2 separate regions of the Homo sapiens genome follow, and region 1 is linked to region 2. Evidence: chromatin contacts called from ENCODE Hi-C data. All regions are on one chromosome and are shown on one strand. Each heading gives the region's core, a stretch centred on a gene start or an enhancer-like site at or near the end of the contact. The rest is flanking DNA. Distances are from core to core; before and after follow the strand shown.

Region 1 (3,376 bases), core at 767-3,266, 4.7 Mb after region 2:
TTCCCTAGAAAGAATCTTAGAGATCATGCATTGTATCTGGATCTCAACTTACTTTTTTTATTTCTAAGATAATATTCTCCTAAATATTCAAACAATAATATAAGTTGTTTCTTTGCCTTTTGACCACCACCCAATTCCACTTTCCTTCCCAAAAATAACCAATGTTAATTAGTTATGTGTTCTACTCCTTTTCTGTACAGATACACAGAAATACATACAACCGACGCTGGGTGTGGTTGGCTCATGACTGAAATGTCAGCACTTTGGGAGGCCGAGGAGGGAAGATCACTTGAGCACAGGAGTCTAAGACCAGCCTGGGCAACATAGCAAGACCTTGTCTCTGCAAGAAATTTTAAAAAATTAGCTGGGCATGGTAGTGCATGCCTATCATCGCACCTACCCCAGAGGCTGAGGTGGGAGGACTGCTTGAGCACAGGAATTTGAGGCTGCAGTGAGCTAAGATGGCACCACTGCACTCTAACCTGGGCGACAGGGCTAAAAAAAAAAAAAAATTATATGTACACACACACACACACATACACGCAACTGCAATGACATATCTTTTTTTTTCTTTTTTTTTTTTTAAGACGGAGTCTCACTCTATTGCCCAGGCTGGAGTGCAGTGGCACGATCTCGGCTCACTGCAAGCTCTGCCTCCCGGGTTCATGCCATTCTCCTGCTTCAGCCTCCCGAGTAGCTGGGAGTACAGGTGCCCGCCACCATGCCCGGCTAATTTTCTGTATTTTTAGTAGAGACGGGGTTTCGCCGTGTTAGCCAGGATGGTCTGCGATCTCCTGACCTCGTGATCCGCCGGCCTTGGCCTCCCAAAGTGCTGGGATTGCAGGCGTGAGCCACCGCGCCTGGCCCAATTGTTATTTATTGAACAGAGTTTGAAGAAACTGAAAGTCTCCATTTCGGTGGCCAAAACCGCAATTACTTTTGCACCAACCTAATACTTTAAAACAAACAACAACAAAAACACAGTTGTTATTCAAACATAAATTCAACTGGCGCTCACTTTTGTCTTCACTTAAGTTAATCAGATGTTCATGTTACTATGAAGTTGACCAGTTAATTTGTAATGAATAATTAGTTAATTTGTAATGAATAATATTTCACTGAGTAGTCAAGCCCTCTTTCCACTAAACCAAGCTGCTTCTCACTGTACTAAACCCCGGGCTCTCTCTAAACTTTCAGGTGTTCCACTCCTTGTCACCTTCCCCTAGATCCTGAGTGGGGTTCACTCTTAGCTCCCTCGGGGGCCACTTCTCAACACTTACAGAGCTCCTATTGACCTGGCACGGTGGCTCACGCCTGTAATCCCAGCACTTTGGCAGGCCGAGGTGTGGGGATCACCTGAGGTCGGGAGTTCGAGACCAGCCTGACCAGCAAGGAGAAACCCTGTCTCTACTAAAAATACAAAAAATTAGCCAGGTGTGGTGGCGCATGCCTGTAATCCCAGCTACTCGGGAGGCTGAGATAGGAGAATTGCTTGAACCTGGCAGGCGGAGGTTGGGTGAGCCGAGATCGTGCCATTGCACTCTAGCCTGGGCAACAAGAGCGAAACTGTCTCCAAAAAAAAGAAAGAAAAGAAAAAAAGAAGACTTCCTATCTCCACCTGGGTCCCCAAGAGGTAAGAGGTATCTCCTTTTCTCCTGAGCCTAGGTCACCTCGGGGTCCCCCGAAGTTCCCCAGAAGGGGCTGCACAAGTCAGGACAAGAAGTCCAGGAAATGGGGGGTCGCCGATGACCACGCCCCGGGGCTCTGTTTGGGAACCCCCAAAATTTACTGAGGTGGAAAGATTGCGGGGTCATTGTGGGGTCAGGCTGAGGGGGCCGGGCCCAGCCCTATTCACGTGACCCGGTCCCAGGGAGAGGAGTTTGTTCACCCACCAGAGGGAACGCCCGACGCGAAGGCAGTGTGGCACCCTCCCTTCCCGGGGAGTCCTGGGCGTTGCTCTCCCACCCCGGCCGTGACGCAATCTCTCCGCGCCGGGGGCGGGACGAGCTTGACGCCATCTCCGGGCGCCCGGCTGTGGGGGGCGCTGGGTGTGGGGCGGCTCCGGGGCCGGGGATGGCGGCGGCCGCGGTTGCGGCGGCTCCGGGACGAGTGAGTGGATCCTGGGAAGCGCTGTGAAATGGGCTGGTGAGTGTCCCTGGAAGTGGTGGCCGCCGGGGCCAGGCAGGCCTGGGGTCGGTGCTCCGGAGGAAGTGGCCCTCAGGAGCCCGTTGCTCCGGCGGGCCGGGGCCCATGAACCGTGGACAGACGGAGGGGAGAGGCCGCACCTAGACCCCCTCGCGCTTCTCTCTGGCCTGTCCTGGAAGGTGGCCTCAGGCCCCGGCGCCCCGGAGGCTGTGTGCCTGCGAGCCAAGGTGTCCGAGTCTGTGGGGCGGGAAGGGCCCCCAAACAAGGAAGCGTCGCCTGCAGGGCCTCGCCCCTGCCCCCTTGGTGAAGGGTGGACCCCCTACTCTCTAAACGCAGAATTCCCAATTTCGAGCCCTACCCTTGTTGGATCAAGGATTGCGGGACCACTGGGAGCCATAACCGTAGTCTCTGACAAGCTTCTCCCTTTCTGTCGGGCGCACCTCTCGCCCGCAGAGAATTTGGGTCTCCAGCTGGGTTCAGCCCCTTGATTCCGACCCAAGCGTGATGAGGAGCTTGGTTCCGGGCTCTGCTAGCAGCGTTGGCAACTCTCCTGAACAGCCTGTTAGCTCGGTTGGGGTCACAAGCTGCGTTTTCCCTTTGAGATGCTCAGTGAGGTTCTCGAGAGGCGGAGGTTTCGGATTCTTAAGTGTGTTTTGCGTTGTGGGAACCTGGCGCACAGGCTTGGCTCTTTGTTTTCCTTTCTGCAGACCTTTTGCCTCTTTCGGTCCCTTTACTAGCCTGTGTTTGCTAACTTCTCGGTGACCTGGAGGCAGGTTTTCTTTAAAGTTTTCGTTACAGAAAGCAAGGATCATTTTGGGATTGAAGTGTGACCCCAGTTTCTGTTGGGAATGAAGAAGAAAGCAAGCTGCTTTTCAGTTATTAAAGCTGCTGGTGGAGAAAAGAGTCATTATTTATGCCACTGTGTAATAATATGTGTTTGTGGAATTAGGAATTTGTTTTCCCACTGTGTTTTCCTATCCTTCCACCTTTTGTGTACACCTGCACCTTGCCAATCTTAAGAGAGAAATGTTGCATTCGGTTTGGGTTGAGGCTTAGAGTGTTCTATAGGACTTGGACAGGATAGTCAGTTTCTCAGAGCACTCACTCATCTGTACTGCCTTCTCTGTTTTCAGAGGTTAAGGCTCCATTCTTTCTCGCTTTGCGTTTCTGGCAAGTGTAGATTCACATAGTGATGGTTTAGTGGTAGTTTTGTTTCACCAGTGTTAGCCAG
Region 2 (3,431 bases), core at 870-3,369:
AGCCAAGACAGTGCCATAGTGACATAGTGGGTGACATAGTGAAACTGTCTCCAAAAAAAAGAAAAGAAAGAAAGAAGGAAAGAGAGAGAGAGAGAGAAAGAAAAAAGAAAGGAAGAAAGAAAGAAATAAAGAAAGAAGAGAAAGAAGCATGGATATTGATACTTGCATAGGGAGGGGAAGGGTCCCAAAGCCCCAGCTCCACCACCCAAACTTCAGGTCCCAGGTAGGAAGCAGAGGCACTTTCTCTGTGCCATTTATGGCAGGAGTGGGGAGGTTGGGGGTGGAGAGAGGATGGGGATCCTCTCCTATCATTTTCTAAAGATTGGGGGATTAAAATCTTGATGCATCTGGGTTCCTTGGGAACTTAATGCGGGGTGGACACTGCAGGCCAAAAGCAGTTCTGTCTGCACAGGGGGCCTCTGGGCCTGGAAAGCGGGGACAGGAGCCCAGAGAGTCTGCTGCCTCCGATGCTGCTTCAGCCCCCTCAAGAAAGTGTGGAACCTGCAGGGCCTCTAGATGTGAGTACCCCTTCTGCTGAAACAGGGGCATGAGACCTGGTGGGGTCTAGCTCTCTGTGGAGCCTGGGGAGGGCACCACTGACCCAGAGCTCTCCTCAGGTGCTGGGCCCCAGTCTCCAAGGGCGAGAATGGACCCTGATGGACTTGGACATGGAGCTGTCCTTGGTAAGAAGTGGGTCGGGGAGGGCAGAGGCCAGGGGTGGCTGAGTCAAGCCCTCTGGTCCATAGCTGTTCTCTGTGAGCCAAAGCCGTGTCTCTAGAAGAATTGTCACAGTGATTTCCCAGCTGTCCCCCTCAGCTGCTAGGTCCCCTCCCCAGCTGCTCCCTGCGGTTCTCACGCAGATGCAGCCCTTGGTTCCAGAGCGGGGTGAGCCTGAGCTGGCGGTCAAGGGGTTAAATTCTCCAAGCCCAGGTAATGGTTGTGATGACTCCTACCTGGGAGGACGCCGTGATTGGGCTGAGCTACCTTGATTGAGTGAGGGGGCAATCTGCAATTTGCAGGGAAATCCTGAGTTCAGGCTGCACTGCAGAGCGTTCCTTGAGCCACCCATGCCCTCACCATTGGGCGAGAGTGGGGAGGTTAAGAATGGATGTTTTATCCTAACTGAGCAGAAGGCAGGCGGGCAGGGCTCTCCTTCCCTGAAGAAAGGAGGGGGAACATTTCCCCTGGTGAGCGCAGTCCCACTTCTCCTAGGGAAGGACCCCACGCTCGGGGCCCCACTCCTGCTGGATGTCCAGGCGGCCTTGGGAGGCCCAGCCCTGGGCCTGCCTGGGGCTTTAACCATTTATAGCACTCCTGAGAGCCGGACTGCCTCCTACTTGGGCCCGGAAGCCAGTCCCTCCCCCTAAGACCCCGCGCCTCTGAAGGGGCTTGGAACCAGTCCGCCGCTGCACATCCTTCTTGGCTTCCTGGCGCCCCCTATCGGGGGTGAGCGAAGCCCCCACTACTAAATGGCCTCTCTCCACTACCCCGACTATCCCTGCACATAAACTCCGTTTTTTTTTTTTCTGTTTCTGGTCTCTTTTCTCTATCGACCAGGGAGCACAGGAGTTATGGGTGGGGGGTGATTTTGCATTTGTAGAAGCGTCCAGATACTAGGTTTTTAATAGAGGAACCCCAGGAGGGTGGAGGTGCTTGGGGATCCGGTGCCTAGCTCCCTTGCTTAGGCCCGGGTCCAGGGCTGGCGCGGGGCCGCTGCAATCTCTGGGAAGCGGGGGCTTCTGGGTCGCGCTCAGCTCTGCAATGCATGCGTTCTGTGATCCTGGTGAGTTGGTATCCTTCTCTGAACTTCCTCTGTGACAGGCAGAGAAGAGGGGTCGATGACAAGATAGATGGAAAGCACCTGGAAATTGGCAGGCCCTGAGTGGGCGCTGGACGTGTGGGGCCGCGGGCCGAACTGCCCCCTCCTGGCCTCATCTCCTGGTGCGCCCCGGGTGGGGAGGGAAAGCTGACTACATGCACGTCCCCAGCCAGCGCGCGGCCTCCGCGGTGTGGCTCCTAGTGCCCGGGGAAGAACCCTCACCCTCCCTATTCCCAGCAGCCCTGGCCGCCCCGCCCCCGCCGCAGCTGCTGCACCCACCCCCACCCTGCCCGGCCCTTTCTGCACCGTCATCTCCTGCCCCGCCGAGGCTTGACCCGTGAGTGGGGACGCCCAAAACGGGCCAGACCGGGAGCCCCACTCCCGGCTGTGGGAGGGAAGGGAAACCGAGATTGGGCAGAATCAGCGCCCCACCACCCGCTGCGGCGCTCGGGGGTCGGGGGGGCGGGGTGGGTAGGACTGTGGGCCCCGCCCTGCCGCAGGACTCTCAAGCTCTGGGACTGGGTGGAGGGAGGTAAGGGGCGGGGGGGGAAAATCCGTGCAGTCGCACATGCGCAAAGGCTCTTCACTGTCCCAAGACCCTGGCTTCCTGGCCAAAGAGCCCGCGCAGCGAGGTGGGGTTGGGGGCTGGGACCCAGCTCCGTGCCCCGCCACCTGGCTCTCTGGGAAGAATCGGACCTGTCACCCTCGAAGGACTGGCCGCTAAATAACTTCGGTATTGAGAGCTGTGTGAGCCTCAAAGGGAGGGCCCAGACCAGCTGGAGTCTCTACCCCCAGACAGGATAAAGGGCAGGACTTGGGGTCATAGGAGGAGGCGGCTAACATGAAAACAACTTAGGTTGGAGAGAAGGAGGGGCCAATCCAATCTGCACCCTCCCTGTGTCTGTCCCGAGTAGGTGCTGTCCCCCTCTCCCTTCCTTTGCCCACCGATTGGAGGGACACTCTGGAAAACTCAGTTGAAGAAAGCGGAGAGTCTGCGTGTACACAGTGCAATGATGTCAGTTAATGCACTAGTGAGGGCATGTGTTGTTCACGGTACACAGAAGAAGGAACCACCAGCCCTTGGGACACTTAGGCATTGGTGTAGACAAGGGAACATTTGAGTCCTGGACGATGGATAGGTCCACGGAGCGGAGGGAGGAGAAAAGGATTCCAGTCTTAGCGATCAGCATCAGCAAAGGCTCCGAGGTGCCAGAGGCATAGTGAGTTCTCCGATCCCTGGCTGGTGGAGGGAAGCTGGGAAGGGCCTGGCTGTCCAGGGTGGTGGGAGGAGGCTAGAGTAGCCAGACCAGATATTTTGGGTTGTCTCTGATGGGCAGTGGGGTGTGGGGGGGAGGTAGATAGGTATTTAGGATGGAATTCTGCTAGACAGGAAAATATAGTTCAGTTCCTCATAGTTCAGGCTGGAGCAAGTAAGATTCCAGTTTTACCACTGAATCTCTGAGCCTGTCTCCTCATCTGTAAAATGGGAACAGCAATCCTAGCCCAGAGGGTTGTCAAAGTCACTGTGCTATCGGGCCTGGCAGAATGGGAGTGAGAGGGGCTCAGAGGGACTGTTACAGGACATGAGGTGACGATGGTGGGGTGGCAAGGC

What was found. Hi-C counts contacts between places; a loop is a spot of excess contacts on that map.
Region 1: a map of endothelial cell of umbilical vein shows a loop between it and region 2 (27-fold over the local background). The contact joins the promoter of ATXN1L here to the promoter of NOL3 in region 2. A Hi-C loop is called at or near these places in 1 of 168 maps with a recorded cell type or tissue (endothelial cell of umbilical vein) and 1 of 37 single-sample maps with no recorded cell type.

Annotation. Positions count from the first base shown.
Region 1 is chr16:71,843,960-71,847,335 of GRCh38, forward strand. It overlaps ATXN1L (ataxin 1 like), which reads left to right and starts at 2,017. Exons shown (of 3, transcript NM_001137675.4): 1 at 2,017-2,145. RefSeq lists enhancers at 1,089-1,861, 1,595-1,644, 1,862-2,633, 2,435-2,504 and a silencer at 1,905-2,214.
Region 2 is chr16:67,168,419-67,171,849 of GRCh38, forward strand. It overlaps NOL3 (nucleolar protein 3), which reads left to right and starts at 2,120. Exons shown (of 4, transcript NM_001276309.3): 1 at 2,120-2,156. HSF4 (heat shock transcription factor 4) reads left to right here. Exons shown (of 13, transcript NM_001374675.1): 10 at 413-518; 11 at 618-683; 12 at 861-930; 13 at 1,213-1,523. The coding sequence ends at 1,367. RefSeq lists enhancers at 1,177-1,226, 1,717-1,866 and a silencer at 2,077-2,366.